Regions from separate parts of the Homo sapiens genome. Here region 1 is linked to region 2. A link is a loop called in an ENCODE intact Hi-C map of the cell type or tissue named here. Cell type or tissue: endothelial cell of umbilical vein. All regions are shown on one strand. Each heading gives the region's core, and the rest is flanking DNA. Links, peaks and the distances in the headings are about the cores only. Region 1 overlaps NUAK1 (NUAK family kinase 1). Region 2 has its middle 110 kb from the start of NUAK1.

Evidence for each region. Hi-C counts contacts between places; a loop is a spot of excess contacts. Peaks named below come from ENCODE experiments on the same cell type or tissue, not always from the same donor. Only the 100,000 strongest peaks of a DNase experiment are listed, where the experiment ranks them.
Region 1: it touches region 2 in a loop (3-fold over the local background); 4 of 110 quality-filtered maps call a loop at or near these places.

The regions. Positions count from the first base shown.
Region 1 is chr12:106,086,449-106,094,782 of GRCh38, forward strand. NUAK1 (NUAK family kinase 1) reads right to left here. Exons shown (of 7, transcript NM_014840.3): 3 at 286-437. Among named protein-coding and RNA genes, the nearest start is that of NUAK1, 48 kb to the right of the region's middle. In endothelial cell of umbilical vein, for the core only: no CTCF peak of the experiment used is centred there; a DNase peak (open chromatin) is centred at 4,763; H3K27ac peaks cover 1,646 bases.
Region 2 is chr12:106,026,630-106,034,963 of GRCh38, forward strand. No RefSeq gene overlaps it. Among named protein-coding and RNA genes, the nearest start is that of NUAK1, 110 kb to the right of the region's middle. In endothelial cell of umbilical vein, for the core only: no CTCF peak of the experiment used is centred there; a DNase peak (open chromatin) is centred at 3,942; H3K27ac peaks cover 1,525 bases.

The sequences.
Region 1 (8,334 bases), core at 321-8,320, 60 kb after region 2:
TTGAAACTTTCCTGTAAATCTAAAATTATTCAAAATTAAAAGTTTACATAAAAAAATAAATGTGAGAAGGAGGAGGAAGAAGACTGAAAGGAAACAAGCAAAAATGTCAAAAATAGATTATCCCTGGATTCCAGAATCACGGGTGATGGTAATTTTCTTCTTTCTAGTTCATAAATTCTCCATACATGCTCCCATGAACAGATATCACTTTTATAATAGGAAAAAAATCATGCAGTGCCATAAAAACCATCTACGGCCAAAGCTGCGGGCCAGGCGCAGCCATACCTTGTGACAATAGTGCACAGCAGAGACGATCTGCCGGAAGAAGTGCCGGGTCTCCCTCTCACTGAGGCGTCGCCGCTCACTGATGTAATCGTACAGCTCCCCTTTGCTGGCATATTCCATGATGATCACAATCTTATCTTTGTTCTCAAACACTGCAGAGGGAAAACAGCAATACACAAACACCCCGTTTAGCCAACAAGCTCACTTATGCTACAGAGAATGCGAGAGAGGACAACGGAGATGTCGCCAGGCAGAGGATCGACTGATGGGTCAGAACACAAATCAGCCAATTCAGCATCACGAGGCGTGGGGCGTGCTGTCCCGCCAGGTGGAAAATGGTGTGTGTCACCACCACTGTTCCTGGACACGCCTTTGTCATGCTAAGGGAAATGTGGTTCCCTTTTCTGAGGACCCCACTTTCCTTGTCAAGATCATTTCTCATACCCTCTCCCAGAACGGCTTTCCTGTAGACAGGATGATGGGTAACAACAAACACAACCAATAATTTATTAACCACTGGATACGGACCAGGTAGCCGGCCCTGACAGAGCTACTCTGACCCCAAAATGGGTGCTCAATCTTGTCATCTCTTTATAACTTCCCATCTCAGGCAAATAAAACCCAAAGCTTTTAATGTGGCCCACCAAGTCGTGCACGATCCCATGGGCCCCTCTCAGCCCTACTACACACCCATTCCATGTATTTATTTATTCTGTCTCCCCCAGTCAAATGTAAAAGGGGGTTGTCCTGTTTCACTCACTGGTGTATCCTCAGCACCCAGAACAGTATTTGGCACAGAGTAACATAGTAGGAGCTCAGCTAATATTTATTAAATGAGTAAACTCAAACTACATAAAGGCATTTCTGAACATTAATAATAAATAACAATATAGCACTTACTGTGCACCAAGTTTGTGTGTAAGGTTTTAAGTACCTCACATGTACTGACTCATTTAAACCCTATGACAAATAATCAGGGAAATATCTGTAATTTTACCATTTGAAAGATGAAGGCACTGAGGCCTAGGGAGGTTAAGAAACTGGCACGGCCTGCAATCAGGCAGTTTGGCGTCAAAGATCAAGTGCAGAACTACCAGATGAGATGGCCTCCCAAAGAGCTGGCTGGAATCAGCAGGGCTCCAGTCCCCAGCATGGATGGGGAACTAATGCCGCAGGTTGCAGGGCCGCTGCTACTATGATCTCAAGCCGGTTCCCGGCCACCAGGTCCAGCCCCTTCTCACTCAACCTCCACACCACCAAGGAAACAGTCTTCCCAAATGCTTGTAAATGCTTCTTTCTACCCAATGCTGATGCTCTCTAGCCGTTATGTTCAAAGTCAGGGTTCCAGGCAGATGGCCAGGGACCCATGCAAGGAGGCAGGGAGAAGGGAGGCCACAAATGACAGGCTGTCCAAAGCCACTCCATTGCCACCTGTTTCATACTTTGGACTTTCACATAAGATGTCCTTTGAGCAAGGATAAAATAAGCAATATTTGTTTTGAAATCCATCATCACTCTTAAGGGATATAGTACAAAAACCTTTGTAGGCTACCCAAGACCCTCCCTGAAGGTCCCCTGCCTACCTCCCTCCATCTCATCCACTTTTCTAACATTTCCATCAGGCCCCCTATGCCCAGCACCCTAATTCATTAGCCAAGACTGTGCTCATATGTGGTTTCCACAGCGCCCCTCCCACTGCACTAGTCAATACTTGCCTCATAGCACGTGCAAACTGTGCAGGTTTATTTCTTGGTTTACATACCCAGGTCCTCTGCCTAGACGGACAGAGCTAAAAACTATAGTGTTGGAATGAGATACTCCTAGGGCTGTGTGATTCTAGGGATGTTGCTTGCCCTCTCTGGGCCTCAGTTTAGTCAACTACAAAACGTGAATAATATTAGCAAGTACTTAGAACTGCTGGGAGGACTTATTGATACCAGTTTGTTCAATGTTTACAAGGCCTTCCCCTTACAGCATACACTCAATTATGTTAGCTATTATTGTTGCTATCAATATTAATTCATCCCCAGAGCCTAGCACCAAGGCAGACACACATTCAATGAAGAACTGAGTTGACCTGGAACCTACCCTAGGCCTGGGTCCCCTGTCCTCCCATACCTTGTTGCTGGCTGCTAGAAGCTCAGACCCCTCCAGTTCCTTTTTGGCTCCTTCAAGTCCAGCCAAACCTCCCTGATAAAATGAAGGGGGAAGGAGGAGGGTAGGGAGGAGGAGGAGGAGAGAACATCCAGATAAAATTGGCTGCTCCAGCGTCTGCTGGCCTCGGTGTACCCTGCAGCTTTGGCTCCTGCCAGGGATTTCAGCCTGTTGTGCACTTTTCATTAACAATAAACCTTGGAAACTGGAAACACCCCGACTGCCTCGGGATGCATGGCCCAGGCCCCAAAAATGAAAGAGTGATAGGCCCTGGAGAGGGCAGCGGGTTTTCTAATTTTAAAAAGGAGGGATGTAGGAAGAAGGAAAGTACTTTGACAGGTAAATAAACAAGAAGACTCACACCCCAAAGAGTCTGGCACGTCTTTAAGGGAGCCAAAGCCTCTGGCCCTTCAGCGACTGTCGGGAGGTGTGAGCCACTTGCCTCACACAGACAGAAGGGCTGTTTCAGTGGCTGGATTCTTCCCTCTCCAACTGGCTGATTTGGTATCAAGGAGACACAAACACAATTCGGTTCAATACAGTCCAATACACCAAATATTTTACTAAGCAGCTTCCATCAATCAGTCCTACTGATCCTGTCTCTACAATATATCCCGAGTCTGGCCAGGTACGGTGGCTCACGCCTGTAATCCCAGCCCTTTGGGAGGCTGAAGCAGGTGGATCACTTGAGGCCAGAAGTCACCAGACTGGCCAACATGGTGAAACCCCATCTCCACCAAAAATATAAAAAATTAGCCGGGTGTGGTGGCAGGTGCCTGTAACCCCAGTTACTGGGGAGGCTGAGGCAGGACAATAGCTTGAACCCAGGAGGTGGAGGTTGCAGTGAGCCGAGATCACACCACTGCACCCCAGCCTGGGCAACTGAGTGAGACTTCATCTCAAAAATAAAATAAAATATATCGCAGATCTGTCCACCTGTCTCACCTCCAAGGACATCCCTTACCCCCATCCTTTCTGGTTGCCAGACCTCACACTTGCCTCCCTGCTGACTGCATTTGGAGGGGTCAAGAAATAGTTCCAAATGCATATTCCATGGAGTACTCATTCTGCAAGCTATCTTGAAGAAGAAAAAATTCCACAGTCAAACCCAAGCCAAACATTAATACTTGATGGTCCTCAGAGAGCCTGGTTTCCTTAACTCAGAGTTCTGCCAGTTGATTGGGCCATTTCAATCCTCCTATTGGCATCCAGAAGAACTCATATGGAGCCAGTTTGGGAAACACTGGATGAATGAGATGATACCCGAGGGATAAAACTGGCCCCTCATTCTCTCAGGCAGGGCCAGTGAGCAATCTGGTCAGAGAACTGTCCGAGCAGCCAGGCCTGGCTCTGGGACACCATCCCCCAGTCCCCCATAGGAAGAAGCCCAAGTCTCACGGTCAAGGCCCTGTCACCTTAAATTAATTGAGAGCAAAGAAGATTTCTAGATTTCAAGCCTCAGTGTTTCATCAAGGAGGCCAGAGCTGTTACAGATGAAGCTTCTTGAAGCCTTTCTTAATAACAGCAAAATTTGCTGTAGGCTTACCATGTGCAGGCACCATGCTAATAATCATTCTGCATGAATTACATCATAAGGATTCGGTACTATGAGGATCCCCATTTTACAGATGAGAACACCTGGGGCGACAAGGTGAATAATAATTCCCATAACTACAAAGAGTACGAGGCATAGCCAGCACTGGGCCCAGCAGTCTGACTGCTACCCCCAAGCTCTCAGCCATTCCATTACTACTCATATATATCAACCCCTCTGACCCTCCGCCTCCTCATCAGTCCAATGAGACTAGTAATTTCCTCACAGGTCTATCGCCCTCAGCACGGTGCCCCGGCCAGTGCTCAACGAATGGAAGCTGTGCTCATAATTACTTCATCAGCCACTTAGGCAGCTCTAGCAAAACAAAACCCTAAGACTTTCCTCTCCCTGCTGGCATCGCTCTTTAAAACATGTTGTGGCTGCCACAGAATCACAGGATTTTCGAGCAGGAAAGGACCTTAGAGATTGGGTGTTATTTTTCCAGAATAGTCCAGGATTTATAATGTATAAGAGCAAGGCCTTGGGAATTAATACTGAAGAATGAGCAGCTTCCACACCCTTGGCCCAACGCTCCTTTGCCCGTGCTTAAGGTCACTATCTACAAGGTGACAGGGATACTCTTGGCCATTCTTCTAGCAAAAAAAGGCTGCTTCCCTTGGGCACTTTTACAACTGGTTATTTATAAGCCCAGAAATCTTGTCTGTGTTTATGTTATTAGTCACTAAGCAAAAGCTTATTTTCCACCAGTTGGGAAGGGTTTCCTTTCTGAAAAATGAAAGCCTGTGTCTCTTGGCCAGACAGTTTTACCCAGAGGCCCGGTGGCTCCAGAATGGTAAGGAAAACTATGGCCCTTGACATGCCAGGCCTACCAGGAAAATTAAATCCCTGAATAGAAACTTAGCTCAGCCTGAGTCAGCCCACAGCACTGGGGCCATGGCCAGGTGGTGTACAGCCTGGTTTTTAGCACAGCAGAAAGCACCTACTATGCAGATGGCACTGGGGATACCGAAAGAAGACTTTTCCCAGTTTGGAGGGGAAGGAAAGGCAGGCCAGGTAGAAGGGTCAGCATGAGGAAGGGAACAGAGCAGAAACAGAACCGCCAGCAGCTGGCAGGGCCAGGGACTAGGAGGAGAGAAAGAAGACGGCGATGAATAAAACACAAGACCTTGAAAGCCCACAAGGAGCTGCAGGTGAGTCACACAGGCAACCAAACATCGCCGAGAACAATCCAAGAGACAGGAGCAAGGCACAGGACAGCATCCAGGATCCTGGACCTGTGAAATTGTCTGGGGCTCAATTTTTTCCAGGAGACTTCCCAGACAGGGATCTCTCCTTCCCTAGAAAGCTTGTAATAAGAATAGTTAATATTTATTGAACAGTTACTACATGTCATGGATTAAAACATTTATTCCTCACAATAATCTTATGAGATAGGGATCCATATTATCCCTACTTTATAAATAGGGAACCAAGCCGGGGATGGTGGCTCACACCTGAAATCTCAGCACTTTGGAAGGCCGAGATGGGAGGATTGCTTGAGGCTGGGAGTTTGAGACCAACCTGGTCAACATAGCGAGACCTCATCTCTAAAACAAAAAATAAAATAAATAAATAAATAGGGCACCAGCACTCACATCAAGAAACAATATTGCCAGCCCCCTGCAAGCACCCCTGCCATGCCCTCTTTCTGTCATTAATCATCTCCCCAAAGATACAGATACACCAATACCATGAATATGAGGAATATGAACCAAAATCGTAGATGAGTTTTGAAGTTCTAAAAACTGGAGTCATAGCCGGGCGTGGTGGCTCATGCCTGTAATCCCAGCACTTTGGGAGGCCGAGGCGGGTGGATCATGAGGTCAGGAGACCGAGACCAGCCTGGTCAACATGGTGAAACCCCGTCTCTACTAAATATACAAAAAATTAGCTGGGCGTGGTAGTGGGCACCTGTAATCCCAGCTACTCAGGAGGTTGAGGGACAAGAATCGCTTGAACCCAGGAGAAGGAGGTTGCAGTGAGCCAGCCTGGTGACAGAGCGAGACTCTGTCTCAAAAAAAAAAAATGGAATCACGTAGTATACCTTCTTTTGTCATTAATTCAACATGTTTGTGAGAATAATCTACGTTGCTCAATGTCGTCAAAGATTGTTCATTCTCATTGCTCTAGAGTACTCCATTATGTGAATGTATCGTGTGGTTTATTTATCCATTCTACTGTTGATAGACATTTGGGCTGTTTCCAGTTGAGGGTTGTTATGAATAGTATTACTGTGGATATCCTTGTGCATGTCTTTTGATGCACATCTGTACGCATTTTTGTTGGGTAGATACCCAGCAAGATTGGATGGCAGATTTGTGCAACTCAAAAGCGCATGTTCTCGCCATGACTCTCCACCCCCTTCCTCCATCATACAGTTCTGCTTTTTGCATTACATCCAGTAAAGGTTCTCCTTCATTAAATGGAGCCAAACTTACTGATTTTTCTGAAATGGCTTTATTATCAGCCGATTTGAGGCATTTATCTGGGCATTTTGGTACATGTTAAAGGGAATACAAAAGAGGAGAAGGCACAGTCATTAACCCCAAGGAGTTGCTTTCGAGTTGGAAATGACCAGTACTTAAAAAATAATTCAAGAGCTAACCTGTACAGTACAGACTTTAAGTACCTGGACAATCAGAAAGATCAGTGAGGTCAGCCAGAAGGGGCCTGAAAAGATTTCTAGAAAAAGCAGGCATGGAACTGAACCACCCAAAATGACCTGGGTTTTGCTTTTGAGATAGTTTCACCATTGTTTCAACATATCCTAAAATACCCGAACTCTCCTTTTTCTTTGACTATTCCACTGGCAGGCCTTCCTTCTTCCCAGACACCAACTTAAATTATTTTTCTTGTTTGCTGTTTATTTTCCATTTCAAAGGATAGTAGGGATTGGTTGCTATAGCAACAGCTACTTCTCCACATTAATCCTGAATTTCATCAGATGTTCGGTTTGACAGTCCCGTTCTGCCCTCTGATCATCTGGTTTTCACAACCAGGCTAATGACCCAGCTCCCAGAGACTGCCTCCTGCAGCTCTCGAGGTTAACAACACAACTTGTAGAACTTGAGAAAATGTGTATTATAAAAACAGTGCTCTGGTCTGAGGGAAACGCTGATGAGTGAGGAGATCCTGGGATTTTAAGCATCCACTGGCCACGTGACAGCCGAATATACTGGACTGTTTTGGAAGAAAGAAGCCTGGAAAGCAGAGAGGATGAGGATGAATTTACAGGATGCCCCAGGAAGGGTCAGTTTTTAAAAAGGGACAATTTCTTTCTGTAACCTCCAGGGAGGAAGAGTCTTTTGTTGAGTTTTTTGGTTTGTTTGTTTGTTGAGACAGGGTCTTGCTCTGTCACACAGGTGGGAGTGCAGTGGCAAGATCTCAGCTCACTGCAACCTCCGCCTCCCAGGCTTAAGTGATCCTCCTGCCTCAGTCTCCCAAGTAGCTGGGACTACAGGCACGTGCCACCACTCCTGGCTAATCTTTGTAATTTTTTTTTTTCTTGGTAGAGACAGGGTTTCGCCATGTTGCCCAGGCTGGTCTCAAACTCCTGAACTCAAGCCATCCGCCCACCTCAGCCTCCCAAAGTGCTGGGATTACAGGCGTGAGCCTCTGCACCCAGCCCATCTGTTGATTTAAAAAAAAAAAGGCCTAGGGCCTAGCAGTGGCCCCAAGAGAATTCTCTCCACACCTTTGCCTTCCATCAGGTCCGTCTCCTAGGTGACAACCAGGGTGCTGCCATTTCTTCCACAGCATTGCCTCCCTAGGCAGCAGCATTTTTGTAATTTTCCCAAAATCTCGGACCGGAGTACCTTTCCACTCCTCAAGGGTGCTCTTTTATTAAAGGTCAGTACAGTCCTCACAGAAAGTAGCTTATCACTTCAAAAATGAAGTGATCTTTTCTTTGAAAGACTGTCTGCAAACCAGTTGAGTCATTTAGTCAATACAAGACTCATTCTTCAAAACTTTCCTCCCTAGAAGTCAATTTCAAACACCTCGTGGGCTCACAGCTTCACTAAATCGTCCTCTGATCTCTTGGATCTGAAAGCCCAGAGCAGTGAGGATGAGAAATTTAAACTGGCATCTCCCTGTCAATAAATCGGTCCGAGTTGATTCAGTGCAGTTCCTGGTTTGCACAACAAAAGACTTTTTTGTTCACTCACTGTCTTTTCTTGAACCAAAACTCTTTCTGGATGTTGGCTGGCATGCCCGAAGAAAACCACAGCCAATGAGGCCACCCACTGCCAGAAGTGGACTCCACGGAAGGCAGAAGAAATGGTAAGAAAGTGTAGAAGCCA
Region 2 (8,334 bases), core at 99-8,098:
TCTGAAGATGGTTGATGCCTGGATCCAGCTATGCCTGAAACTTACATTTTGACTTCCCAGATACTTAAGCCAATAAATTTTGCCTTTTCCTTAAGTTAATTTGGTATGGGTGTTTTGTTTTGCTTTTCCGTCATTTATATCAGAAAGAGTGCTAATACACTCCCCATAAAATATGATCTGACTGGATGTTTTGGTACCATTTGTTCAGGTGGGCCACTGCAAGGCAGCACTCTCCCACGTTACCCCACACTCACATGTGGCAGGTCTTCCTTGCTGCCCTCATCTTCTGGCTGCCTGACCCTCAGCTGCCAGACAGCATGGGTGACCTCACTCCTGCAGACCCCTGCAGAGCACAATGACCATGCCATAGTGTTTAGGGCAGGAGAACCACAGTTGGGGCCACTTTGCTGAAGTCTAGCCCAGGCACCTTTAAACTGACAAATACAGTTATCTAAGGGAAAGTGAGCAGACAGTGCAGGGCAGGTTCAGCAAGAGGGAGTTGTTGAAGTTTTCCTGTTGCCCTGACAGGCAGCTTCCAAAGCTGGTTCTGCATGTCCAGCATTTGCTCCAGAGAGAGATGCAGCTTGTCTGCCTTGGCTCATCTGTGTGTCAAGGGGAGGGTTGGGAAGGAAGAGTAAGCACTGATATCCACAGACAAAGAGAAGTGAAGTTGGCTTGCATTTGATGTATCCAAGCCCTGTGACATGCCACTGAGGGTACCGGCTCCTGGGGTAATGCACATTCCTACGTGTTTGTTTGACAGCCCAGCACTAGGGTCACCATGTCACTGCCCCAGCCTTGTTAGTGACAGCACATCTGGGAAAAAAAAAAAACAGACCTTGATGGCATTTCCTTCCGCTTTGACCTGTGAGGGGCTTTCACAGACGTCAACTCATCTGAGTCTCACACTGAGCACGAGGGCATGAGGGGACAGGGCAGGGGTGAGTCTCTCCCATGTTTTATGTGAGGAGACTGAGGTTGAGAGAAATTAAATCACTTTTGCAAAGCCATATTGGAAGCCCTGGGCCTTACTTCCCCTGCTTTGGCTTTTCCCAGTTGTGTCTCACCTTGACCATCTGATCCACCCACTCCCAAAATCCATGAAGGCCAAAGCAGTCCCTGCATTATCTTGCCCAGCCCTGGAATGAGGCAGGAATTTCATCAATACACACACAAGCAAGCCACCCCAACACACATGTATTCATACACACATACATCTACTCACAGGCATGTAGACTCATTCACGTATTCACATGTTATACCTGCATGTGTATGCTGTACATTCAAGCATACAGGCTTAACACAAACGCATATGCAAATATTCATGCATACACATAGCATGAAGACACACACACACATACACACACACACGGTGGAGTCAATACCCTGCCACCCTCCTTAGGCAAGTTCACAATACTCCTAGAACTGATGCCTGGATTCCTCCATTGAGCCGAGCCATCCAGTCTGCAACACCCCCCAGATTCCAGCAATCTCATCCAAGATCAAGATCTGAATTTTTCTTTAGTTATATTCTCTCACGGATGCTCCAGAGCTATAGTACTGTCACAACAGCCGAAATAAAATCTGTCACTAACATATGTAGAAATTCAATAAACAGGAGTTGTGATCTGGTGAAAGACTATGGGACTCGTTCACTGATACCAAAGCCAGACAAGGAGAGCACGCAAATAAAAAAACCATAGTCCAGCTTCACCAAACCAATGCAAAATAGTTCACTGTTACCAAACCAATGCAAAACTCCAAATAAATATTGACAGGTCAGATTAGAAAACTATAGTCCAACTTCACCAAACCAATGCAAAATTCCAAATAAATATTGACAGGTTACATTTAGAAAACTACAGTCCATCTTTACCAAACTAATGCAAAATTCCAAATAAATATTAACAGATAAGATTTAGAAAACCGTAGTCCATCTTCACCAAACTAATGCAAAATTCAAAATAAATATTGACAGGTCAGATTTAGAAAACCATAGTCCATCTTCACCAAACTAATGCAGAACTCCAAATAAATATTAACAGGTCAGATTTAGAAAACTATAGTCCATCTTTATCAAACTAATGCAAAATTCCAAATAAATATTCGCAGGTAAGATTTCAGAAACCATAGTCCATCTTCACCAAACTAATGAAAATTCCAAATAAATATTAACAGATCAGATTTAGGAGCATAATCAAAGAAATACGAGAATCATGAAGTAAGGCATCTATTTAATTCACTACATTAATTCAGTCAAAAATATTTAGCATTATTTGAACACTTACTTTTTGCCAATATAGTATTGGCTTCTGTATAGAACAATGGAACAGAATAAATGATTAATATAACTAAGCCTATATATATACATATATCAAAATGGATATATATATAAATGGAAGAGGAGATTTCAGAAATAGACCCATAATAATAATAATGGTGACCATTTAAATTAGAAGAGAAAGGAAAGACTATCCAATACATGGTATTGACAAGACTGCCCTCTTACAAAAGAAAAAATAAAATTAGATCCTACTCCACACCATTCAAAACAATAAATCCCAGATGCACTAGAGTTCAACATAGAAACCAAAACTACGAAGTATGCTCCATAACAAATGAATTCAGACACAACATGACCAGTGGCTGGCAATTAGTTCTCATCTTCAACAGCTCGATAACACTGACCCCACACTTTAAGTGACAAAGTATGTTTTGGGTTTCACTTCTAGCATTACGGTGTGATTTTTAGCATTCTAGAAGAAAGCATAGGAGAATGTTTTTACAACCTTGAGACAGGGAGAAGACCTTCCTAAGCAAGACACAAAATGCAGTAGCTGTAACAAGAAAGATTGACAGATGTGAACTACATCAGAATCAAGTCCTGTCAAATTAAAACCAGCAAGTGAAGTTAAAAAGTAAAACACTGTACACAATCCAAACATTTTTCAATAGATAAATCATTAATACCTGATTACATTAACACCTGATTATAATAATTAAACTTGATTACATAATTTATCATACAATCATTTTACAGACTCTTAAATAGTGGTTACAAAGAATGATGCAAAGTTACATGTACTGGTATGAAAAAGTCTCCACGACATAGAGCTACATGTCAAAAATGAGTCACAAAACTGGTTAAATAGATAGGTAGATAGATAGATTAGATAGGTAGATAGATAGATATGTAGACAAACAGAGAAAGAGAGAAAGAGAGAGAGAGAGATGATAGATATAGATCCCATTCCTTTTTTAAAAGTGTTTAAAAATTATGAAGCTTCATAGAAAATGAACTATACTCATAATGAACTGTTAATGGTGATTATATTTAAGGAGGAGAATGGAGTCAATAGATGAGGGATGAATTTAACTTTTCACTCTATATGCTTATGAATTGTTGAGTTTTGACAAAGAGAATGTATTCATGGATTTCTTTGTGTGATATATAAAAGGCAAAACCATAACATTTGGAATTAGACTGTTCAGCTGCCAGCCCGGCTCAAGTGTTTATTAGCTTCCTAACCTGCAGCAATTTGCCTATCAAAATAAGGCAAGAACACCTACCTCATAAACATTGTATGAGCAATGAATAAAGTAAGTTAAAACTACTGCTTATTGAGCACCCACTGTATACCAGGTTTTTAAAATGCACTATTGCCTTTTAAATACACTATTCTACTGAACTACAGTGTAGTAAAAGCCTTGTAAGGTTGCTATAGCGTTTTGCATGTCAGGAAACTGAAACCCAGAGAAGTGAAGTAAACGGCCCAAGATCACAGGGCTGGTAAGTAGCAGAGCTAGCATGAGACCTGTGTCTTTTCTGCTCTAAGACCAGTGCCAGTTCCTCCCATGTTCACCACTCCAGGTCCTTTTATTTTTTGCTAAGAGGAGTGGTGCTTACACTGGGCTTAGGCAACACCCCAGAATAAACCTCAGATCAGCTGCACTACAGCCCCCAGCCTAGACCCTGCAGAAAGGGGAGCAGGAATTACTGACTCAAAGCCGCAGTCGATTACTCACAGACGACGTATGCAAGCTCCCATCTCCCACTTCCTCTGAAATAGATAACAACAGCTATTTTAGCCTGAAATGCCACTGGCATAAACGCATGAAAAGTCGTAAATCTGGAATGATAAAAACTCATTGTAAAATAGCAGTCAGGGATTTGGATGATAAAACCCCATACCCTGCTCCAGCCAGCTGGGACCCCCACTCTGGAGACGCCCAGCCAAAGAAGGGAGAAGAAAAAAGGGGGACATAGGGGAGATCAGTACCATATACAGTAGGAGGCTAATCAGAACTTTCCTTGCCGGAAGCTGAACAGACATTTAACACCAGGAATGGCTAACTGCATATTTTGAATTGTTTACAGCAGTGTACACAGTCTGATTTCTCTCTGTCGACTCCAAATTTTCATGAAATCCGATATACCTACAAATACTGACTAACCCTTTTAAAAGGGCTATTATGTGCTAGGAACTGTTCTAGGATTTTCCACAAATTAATCCATCTAATTCTTACAATAACTCAATTATTATTCCAATTCCCCAGATGAGGAAACTGAGGCACAGACCAGTTTGGTAAGTTGCCCAAGGTCCCAAAGCTAGTAGTAAGTGACAGGCCCAGGCAGTGTGACTTCAGAGTCCTCACTGTTCACCATCATTCCATATTTCCTCTCAAATATTTGGCATGGGGATAGGAGGGGGATGCATCAAAATCAAAGAAGGGGCTGAAAGTCAGGTCTGGGTTGACGTAGTGCAGATAGGTTAGTCTCAAGCAGAAAAGGACCCTGAGAATGTCAAGAATACTCAGAAATCTAGAGAAGAGGTCAGGCGCAGTTGCTCATGCCTATAATCCCAGCACTTTGGGAGGCCAAGGCGGGTGGATCACCTGAGGTCACGAGTTCGAGACCAACCTGGCCAACATGGTAAAATCCCAGCTCTACTAAAAAAACACAAAAATTAGCTGGGCAGATGGCATGCACCTGTAGTCCCAGATACTTGGGAGGCTGAGGCAGGAGAATCACTTGAACCCTGGAGGTGGAGGTTGCAGTGAGCTGGGATCGCACCACTGCACTCCAGCATGGGTGACAGAGCGAGATGCCATCTCAAAAAAAAAGAAACCTGGAGAAGAGAGTCGAACTGCTGAGGGGATGGAATGAGGTTTCAAGTCAATCTGATCTGGATCTCAAGGGTTCTGGAGCCATTGTATGGGTTATGTTTCTGAAAGACTTTACCACTTTCCCTCCCTCAGATCTCTCTTGGTGGTCAGTCCTAATGTGTGCTGGGTGTGGCATCCTCAAGTCCCTTGGCAGCTGGGCCCCTCCCTTTCAGTGCCTCTTTTAGGGCTCAGTTCTATTATACCTTTGTCCTTACTTGGTTGTGTTAGGATTTAAAGGGATTAATCTCACCTCTGCCTCACTGCCCCCAGGGCACATCTAAAATTATAAATACAGAAGTCCGATGGAGGATAAACTATCACCTATAATCTTGGTACTGCTTAATTAGAGGACACAGCCGACTTCCCCTGGTTAAATAGGTTCTTGCAACTTTTCCCTAAATCCAGCCCAAAGTTCTTCGGTGGAAATTTCTGTGATGATGAAAATGTCCCATATCTGATCCCAAGGTGTTTACACCTTGGCAGGAGGCTAGAGTTGCAGGAGAATACAGGGCCTGCACTCTGCACTCTAGAGGGTGCCATTTGCTCCCTGTCTGCAAATGCACTCCTGGAGTTTTGCAGTGCACCACCTGAGCAGCTGTCTATGGGAGCTCTGGAAGAAAGCCTACATCCTGCAGACAGGCCAAACTGAAAGGAGAAAGAGAGGAAGAGGTGAACATCAATCAGATTAAGCTCTCCTCATCCCTTGAGGGAAGATCCAGCAAGAAAAAAGTAGGAAGTGCATTACTTCCAAATTCTTTACCTCCTGGAAAGTGGGGCAAAATTTCCTCATGAAAACATGAGAATAGGGGAAGAAATTTCTCCTAAAGAACTGTCTGGGTCAAAGCACCCAGCTACTAGTTGGCTGGAGGGAAGATTCCTCTCCACACTACAACATACCCAACACCCCCACCCCACCACCACCACCACCAAATGCTCTCAGGACTGACACAGCCAGGAGACTGATAAGACCAAAAGTCTTTCACTGGCTAAGATCACCCTTAGTCCACAAAAATGTTGTATGGGGCTGCTGTGGAGGGCTAAGTGAAATCAGCATTCTTCACCTCTCTCTCTGCCTTAGTCCAGTTAGCCATGCTCTTCCTCCCTTAAAGAAGAAGAGTCATAATTTTAGCCACAATTTTCCACACTACCTAGTGCCTTAACAAACAGAATTTATCTGGCTTCATCCTCACACAGTCAGGGAAGCTCCAACTCCAATCACATTCCTTCCAATGAGTTTGAGGAGTCAGGGGTGGCAGGGGCTCAACTATGCTCACCAATGTCCCCTCCCAGCTAAGAGGCATCAGCCGCTGCTGCTTTTCTCTCCTGTGCCCGCGGTGACATCTCCTGCCCTCCTCACATCCTACCCAGGTTGGGTGAGCTCACAGCTTGACTTATTCTTCATTCCAGGCCCTCTGAAATGCTACAGAGCTGAGCCACCTGGAGCCACCAGTGTCTGACAAGAGTCACTGACAGTGTTCCCTTGACTTTCCCACCTACTTTGTGACCATGGCCTCTCTGTCTGGGGCTCTGCCTTGGACAATAAGCAGTGTTAGGCAGATGGCGAGACACGGAGATGACACACATGTGGCTTGAGGGCAAGAAGAGGGAAGCTTTGATGGGCTGAGCATGATGTCTTCCCTGAGGAATAAGATTCGATCTAAGACCTGAACAGTGAAAAGAGGCAGCTATGCAAAGGGGTTGAGGCAAGAGCAGTCTAGGCAGAGCGAACTTTGTGCAAAGAGCCTGGGGCCAGGACAGGCTGGCTTGTGTCTGAGTAACAGAAAGGAGACCAGTGTGACTGAAGCTAAGTGAGCAAGGACAAGATTAAGATAATGTCTCTAAAATGCCTGAGATTTCTTAAGTGCTTAAATAAATGGCAGCTGCTTGCAAAGGCAAGTAGTGCACAGAGAAACAAATGTTTGTCTCTGTTTAGTATCTTTTGATGAGGGCCTACTCCATGCCAGCCACTGGGCTAGGGACTGCCTTGAGTGATTGTGGTGATCATATTCTGGTCATGAGAGAGGGATTGCTTTTATTCCCATTGTACAAACGGATTTTGCCAAATTGAGCAAATAAAAACACAAAATGCCTACTTAAATTTGAATTTCAAACAATAGATAATCTTTCAGTTCAAGTATATCCCATGCAATATTTGACACATACTAATGGAGAAATGAAATACAATGAAGAAATTGTGTTTTACATTGAAATATGTATTGCCCACCTAATAGGTGCCAGGTATGGCCCAGTAAACAAAGATAATAAAGCCTGACGTCAGCCCTTGAGGAACACCTACCATTGCTCTAATGGAGAGCATTACAGCTCAGTCTTTCTGGAGGAAATTAGGTGATGAAAATCAAAATCCTTAAAAATATTCTTATTTTTTGGCCTAGAAATTCCACTGTATATGACTTTCTGATACATTAGCTAATTTTGTAAGTTCCTAACATACATCATTATTTTTTTTGCAGAGCAAGCTACAATTGCAAAACATCATTTCTTCCATCAAAACAAATAACATGCCAGGTGTAATGGCTCACTCCCATAATCTCAACACTTTGGGAGGCCAAGGCAGGTAGATCACTTTGAGCTCAGGGGTTTAAGAACAGCCTGGGCAACATGGTGAAACCCCATCTCTACAAAAAATACACAAATTACCGGAGTGTAGTGGCCTGTGCCTGTAATCCCAGCTATTCAGGTGGCTGAGGCATGAGAATCATTTGAACGTGGGAGGCAGAGGTTGCAGAGAGCCAAGATTGCGCCATTGCACTCCAGCTGGAGCAACAGAGTGAGACCGTCTCAAAACAAAACAAAACAAAACAAAAACACAAACACAAACACACAGAAAAAAACAAATCAAAAAGAAATCATGTGGACTAATGTCCTCTTTTTTAAAAATGTTTTATTTCCATTGGTTTTGGGGAACAGGTGGTATTTGGTTTCATGAGTAAGTTCTTTAGTGGTGATTTGTGAGATTGTGGTGCACCCATCACCGCAGCAGTATACACTGCACCAAATTTGTAGTTTTTTATCCCTTACCCGCTCCCACCCTTTCCCCCAAGTCCCCAAAGTCCATTGTATCATTGTTATGCCTTTGCATCTTCATAGCTTAGCTCCCACTTATGAGTGAGAACATACGATGTTTGGTTGTTTTCCATTCCTGAGTTA